Regions from separate parts of the Homo sapiens genome. Here region 2 is linked to region 1. A link is a contact called in ENCODE Hi-C or POLR2A ChIA-PET data. All regions are on one chromosome and are shown on one strand. Each heading gives the region's core, a stretch centred on a gene start or an enhancer-like site at or near the end of the contact. The rest is flanking DNA. Distances are from core to core; before and after follow the strand shown. Region 1 holds the start of RPS8 (ribosomal protein S8). Region 2 overlaps TESK2 (testis associated actin remodelling kinase 2).

What was found. Hi-C counts contacts between places; a loop is a spot of excess contacts on that map. ChIA-PET counts read pairs that join two places held with the same protein, here RNA polymerase II (POLR2A). Pooled maps may share reads with other maps.
Region 2: a loop to region 1 is called in a pooled map, with 5 times the contacts of the local background. The contact joins the enhancer-like site here to the promoter of RPS8 in region 1. A Hi-C loop is called at or near these places in 2 of 50 pooled maps. POLR2A ChIA-PET finds 5 or more read pairs at or near these places in 3 of 52 experiments (H1, K562 and activated T-cell).

The regions. Positions count from the first base shown.
Region 1 is chr1:44,774,210-44,776,911 of GRCh38, forward strand. It overlaps RPS8 (ribosomal protein S8), which reads left to right and starts at 1,331. Exons shown (of 6, transcript NM_001012.2): 1 at 1,331-1,391; 2 at 1,825-1,931; 3 at 2,466-2,565. The coding sequence starts at 1,388. It overlaps SNORD55 (small nucleolar RNA, C/D box 55), which reads left to right and starts at 1,656; the gene lies at 1,656-1,729. It overlaps SNORD46 (small nucleolar RNA, C/D box 46), which reads left to right and starts at 2,283; the gene lies at 2,283-2,380. RefSeq lists a silencer at 1,375-1,584 and an enhancer at 1,665-1,954.
Region 2 is chr1:45,393,030-45,395,731 of GRCh38, forward strand. All of the region lies in intron 3 of TESK2 (testis associated actin remodelling kinase 2), which reads right to left. Among named protein-coding and RNA genes, the nearest start is that of TOE1, 54 kb to the left of the region's middle. RefSeq lists an enhancer at 963-1,032. Within about 2 kb of position 1,367, at least 12 of the 41 ENCODE cell types and tissues checked have a DNase peak (open chromatin) inside an H3K27ac peak, as active enhancers do.

The DNA of each region.
Region 1 (2,702 bases), core at 81-2,580:
TTACCAGAGGCTAGAAAGGGTAGTGGGAGGGTAGGGGGAAGTGGGGATGGTGGGGATGGCTAATGGGTACAAAAATAAAATATCATCATAAATAAGACCTACTATTTGATAGCAAAACAGGGTGACTATAATCAATAATAACTTGTGTATTTTATTTTTTTGAGACAGAGTTTTACTCCATCACCCAGGCTGGAGTGAGTGCATTGGTGCCATCTCGGCTCACTGGAACCTCCACCTCCCGGTTCAAGTGATTCTCCTTCTTCAGCCTCCAGACGGAGTTGCTGGAATTACAGGCGCCCGCCACCACGCCCGGCTAATTTTGTTTTGTTTGTTTGTTTTGTTTTGAGACGGAGTTTCGCTCTGTCGCCAGACTGGAGTGCAGTGGTGCGATCTCGGCTCACTGCAACCTCCAGCTCCCTGGTTCAAGCGATTCTCCTGCCTCAGCCTCCCTGAGTAGCTGGGATTACAGGTGTGCGTCACCATGCTCAACTAAATTTTGTATTTTTTTAGTAGACACGCGGTTTCACCATGTTGGCCAGGCTGGTCTCGAACTCCTGACCTCGTGATCCGCCCGCCTCCGCCTCCCAAAAGTGCTGAGATTACAGGCGTGAGCCACCGCGCCAGGCCTAAAAATTTTTTTTAATTAAAAAATAGATATCCTTCTAGCTCAGAAAAGTTAGCTGATCCCTCCTTTATACTCTCTTCCTAAGTTCCGTTCATTCTGGTGGCTTTAATTACCATTTATAAGCCAACGATTCCCAAAATAACATCTTCGGTGCAGATCCCTTATAAGGATGACCAGTCATTAATATTCAGCTTCCTATCTGTTAGTCCCACTCAACATGACTTAGCAAGATCTCAAAATGAACGTGTCCAGAACAGCTCCTACCTTAGCCTACCCCATCTCAGTAAATGGCCCCAATATTTATCCGATTGATCAAGTGACAATCTTAGGAATCCTTGACACCGCCCTCTCCCTCAATCCCCATGTCCAATCTACCACCAAACCCTTCAAAACAAAACCCAAGTCCACACTCGTTTCCAATTCCATTGCCTTCCACTCTTTTTCAACGCAGCCGCACCCACATCTCATCCTAAACGACCGCAGCAGCCTCTGAAACTAGTCTAAACACGCCCAGATCTGCCGACGCCGCAGACCCCCTTCCCCCAGCCCAGGGTCGGAGGCGAGTCGCCGGGGGTCGGCAGAGGTCAGCAGCCTGCGAGACCCTCCTAGGCTCGTGGCCCTAGGCGCGGCAGCTGACACGTAAGTCTCGTCGCCCGACGTTGTTTCGGCGCTCAGAAACAACGTAAAGTAAAGGGGCGGGGCAGCGTTTTACAAACCGAACCGTGAATCTTTGCGGTTTCTCTTTCCAGCCAGCGCCGAGCGATGGGTGAGTGTCGCTCTGCATTGAGGCGGGTGAAGGGAGGTTGAGCTCAATCAGGCCCCATCCTGCTTCACAGCCTACTGAGGAGTCCAGACGCCCCGACCCCCGGCCAGGGACAGCCACGAGGAGTGGTGGCCCTCGGGTTTCGGCCGCCCAGCCCGTCTCTGGGGGCTGCGAAGGCTCTGGGCTCCGGGTTCCGGGCCGCGGGCTGCGGGCTCCGAGCGGCGCCAACATGGCTGCCGCGAGGAGGAGGCCCCGGCCTGGCCGCACGTGTATGATGACAACTCGGTAATGCTGCATACTCCCGAGTGCGCGGTGGGGAAGCCAACCTTGGAGAGCTGAGCGTGCGACCGGCCCGGCGCGGGGGTCTCCGGGAGCTGGCGAGTCGCTAGCACCGAGTCACAGTGGCTCAAGCTTCCTTCCCCGCTTCCACATGCAGGCATCTCTCGGGACAACTGGCACAAGCGCCGCAAAACCGGGGGCAAGAGAAAGCCCTACCACAAGAAGCGGAAGTATGAGTTGGGGCGCCCAGCTGCCAACACCAAGGTGGGTGCGAGCGTGGGCCTGTCCGCCTGGGAGGTCGCCTTCCCCCGCTCTCCAGCGTGCTCGGGTCTTTCCGTGTGACAGTTGTGCGTTCTTTCTTGGGCTCTGATTTCTCTGTAGTAGGGCCTGGGTGTCCTGTCCCCCTTTAGCTGTTGGATAAGTAAGTACCAAAGAGGGAATGCTCCCTCAGGCCCCCAAACCTGGAGCTTAGGATTTCAGAGAGAAGGATACTGTGTGGGGACTTGAGCTTCTGGAGAGGGTGGCGCCTCGCGTCATAGTCAGAAGCCTAGTCTTGTTTTTTTTACAGAGGCTTAATTTTCAGCATTTGGGGTCAGGCTTTCCTCTTGGAGGCAAGTAGGGTGATGAAAAAGAATCCTTAGGCGTGGTTGTGGCCGTCTTGGTCACCTGTGTGCCACTTGCCAATGCAAGGACTTGTCATAGTTACACTGACTGTTGCCTCCTCCCGGCCCAGGTTCCTCTCCCTCACTTGCCTTGCTCTCCTTGGTAACCTAGTTCCTGTAACCTTGTGTTTTCCAGATTGGCCCCCGCCGCATCCACACAGTCCGTGTGCGGGGAGGTAACAAGAAATACCGTGCCCTGAGGTTGGACGTGGGGAATTTCTCCTGGGGCTCAGAGTGTGAGTGAGGCCCTTTGGGAGTGGGTGGGAAAACGCACCTAAACGGTCTTAAGATTCACCAAGTGGGCCTGGCGCGGTGGCTCACGCCTATAAGCCCAGCACGTTGGGAGGCCGAGGCGGGCGGATCACCTGAGGTC
Region 2 (2,702 bases), core at 117-2,616, 620 kb after region 1:
CAAGAGGTATTTGATTTTCTTTAATCAAATATTTATAAAGAAGTCAGGCAATAGGATTCTACTAGAAAAACAATGGCTACATTTTAAAATCATGGGTTTTTCTAGAAGCTGAAAAGACCTGGTTTGGATGTGACACACCCTTGCTTTTCTTCCTCCCAGGCCCACTATTATTTTGACCACACCATCTACAGAGATGTCATAGCACATCCAGGCAGGCACTGGCTTCATAGGAGAGTTTTCTGTCTGCTTTCTTCCCACCCTCTACTCAAATAACCATATCACAATCGTGTCACACAACTCTACTTCTACGTGCAACTTTACTGCCTAACCTCTCCCAAATCATTCCTAATGGAAAACCACCACCACATCCAAAGTGGTGTCACAGAGCTGGCAAGCTGAGACATGCATTAGCTTTATATTGGAAAAAGAGCGGCCGGGCATAGTGGCTCATGTCTGTAATCCCAGCACTTTGGGAGGCCAAGGTGGGAGGATCACGAGGTCAAGAGATCAAGACCATCCTGGCCAACATGGTGAAACCCCATCTCTACTAAAAATACAAAAATTAGCCAGGCGTGGTGGTGGGCGTCTGTAGTCCCAGCTACTCGGGAGGCTGAGGCAGGAGAATAGCTTGAACCTGGGAGATGGAGGTTGCAGTGAGCTAAGATTGTGCCACTGCACTTCAGCCTGGGTGACAGTGAGACTCCGTCTCAAAAAAAAAAAAAAAAAGAGCTTGAACAGAGTTAATCACTCTAAATGTTGTAAAAAAACAATATACTATAAAGAGGAAATATTACTCATCCTTGACAGGGAAGTGACATGTGCCTAGAAAAGCACGTAACATCAACAATAAGTTTTCACTAAAGTTTTTATTGCTAACTATATCAAAAATCGAAATGAAGCCTCAAATCATTGTCATGTCACAAGACCTTAAAAATTTATATTCTGAATGATTTTTATTCCCCTATCCCCATACCCCACCCCAAATCATACCAGCTAGAATTACTTAACTCAGGAAGGGGGTGCTTTCTTAATGCATGTGCTTTGAGAGTAAGTGATTACTCAACTTTGTTATTTTTAGTTTCATATGACATACAGATTCATGTTGAGAAGGAGGGTTGCTTTTTTTTTTGAGACAAGGTCTTGCTCTGTCGCCCAGTCTGGAGTGCGGTGGCACAGTGCAATAGTGTGATCATAAGCTCGCTGCAGCCTCAACCTCCCAGTCTCAAGTGACTCTCCTGTCTCACTGTCTCAGCCTCCTGAGCAGCTGGGACTACAGGCACACACCACAGCTGGCTTTTTTTTTTTTTTTTTTTTTGGTAGAGACAGGGTCTCACTGTGTTGCCTAGGCTGGTCTCAAGTTCCTGGCCTCAAGTGATCTTCCTGCCTTGGCTTCCCAAAGTAAGCCACCACACTAGGCCAAGGATTGCTTTTGTACTTTAGACCACTGTGGAAACAAACCCATGAAGGATCTTGTCAAAATGCAGACTCGCACTCTGTAGGTCAGGGATGGGGCCTAAGAATCTGAATTTCTAAACTCCCAGGTGATGCTGATGTCGCTTGGTCTACAGACTACATGCAGTGAGTAGCAAAGCCTTTAAACAAATGACTGTTTATCACTGCTCTAAAGATAGTAAGACCAACAGGAAACTCTTTTTTTTTTTTTTTTTTTTTTTTTTTTTAAAGACAGAGCCGCACTCTGTTGCCCAGGCTGCAGTACAATGGCTCAGTCTTGGTTCACTGCACCTCTGCCTCCTGAGTTCAAGCGATTCTCCTGCCTCAGCCTCCCGAGTAGCTGGGATTAGAGGCGGCCACCACACCTGGCTAATTTTTGTATTTTTAGTAGAGACGGGGTGTTTCACCATGTTGGCTAGGCTGGTCTCGAACTCCTGACCTCAAGTGATCCGCCCGTCTCAGCCTCCCAAAAGGCTGGGATTACAGGCATTAGCCACTGCACCCGGCCCCAACAGGAAACTCTTAACTCTGATACTACTGGTAAACTAGACTTTGTCTAGAGACTAGAGTCTTTTCTATAGCATGATTTACCATTCCCCATAAAGTGTCATTATTAAGCTTTTCCACATCTTTGCCTTTTCTCAGACTGTTCCCACTACCTAAAATGCCCCTCTCTTCATTTCCACATACCTTACTTAACGATGGGGATACATTCTGAGAAATGCATTCTTAGGTGATTTTGTGGTTGCATAATCATAGAGTGTACTTACATAAACCTGGATGGTATAGCCTACAATACCCTCAGGCTATACGGTAGAGTCTATTGATCCTAGGCTACAAGCCTGTACAGCATATTACTGTACTGAATACTGTAGACAACTGCAACAAAATGGTAAGTTTTGTGTATCTTAACATATCTAAACATAGAAAAGGTACAGTAAAAATATGGTATTATAATCTCATGGAACCACCATCATGTATGCGGTCTGTTGTTGACCAAAACATCTTATGCACTGCATTACTGTAGTTAGATTCTACTCATCCTCAAATACCAGTTCAAATACTTCCTTCTCATGTTCTTCAACTACCAAGGCAGCCATTTACACTCCTTTCTTTTCTTTTCTTTTCTTTTTTTTTTTTTTTGAGACAAGGTCCCACTCTGTCACCCAGGCTGGAGTGCAGTGTTGCAATTACAGCTCACTGCAACCTTGAACTCCTGGGCTCAAACAATCTTTCTGCCTCACCCTCCC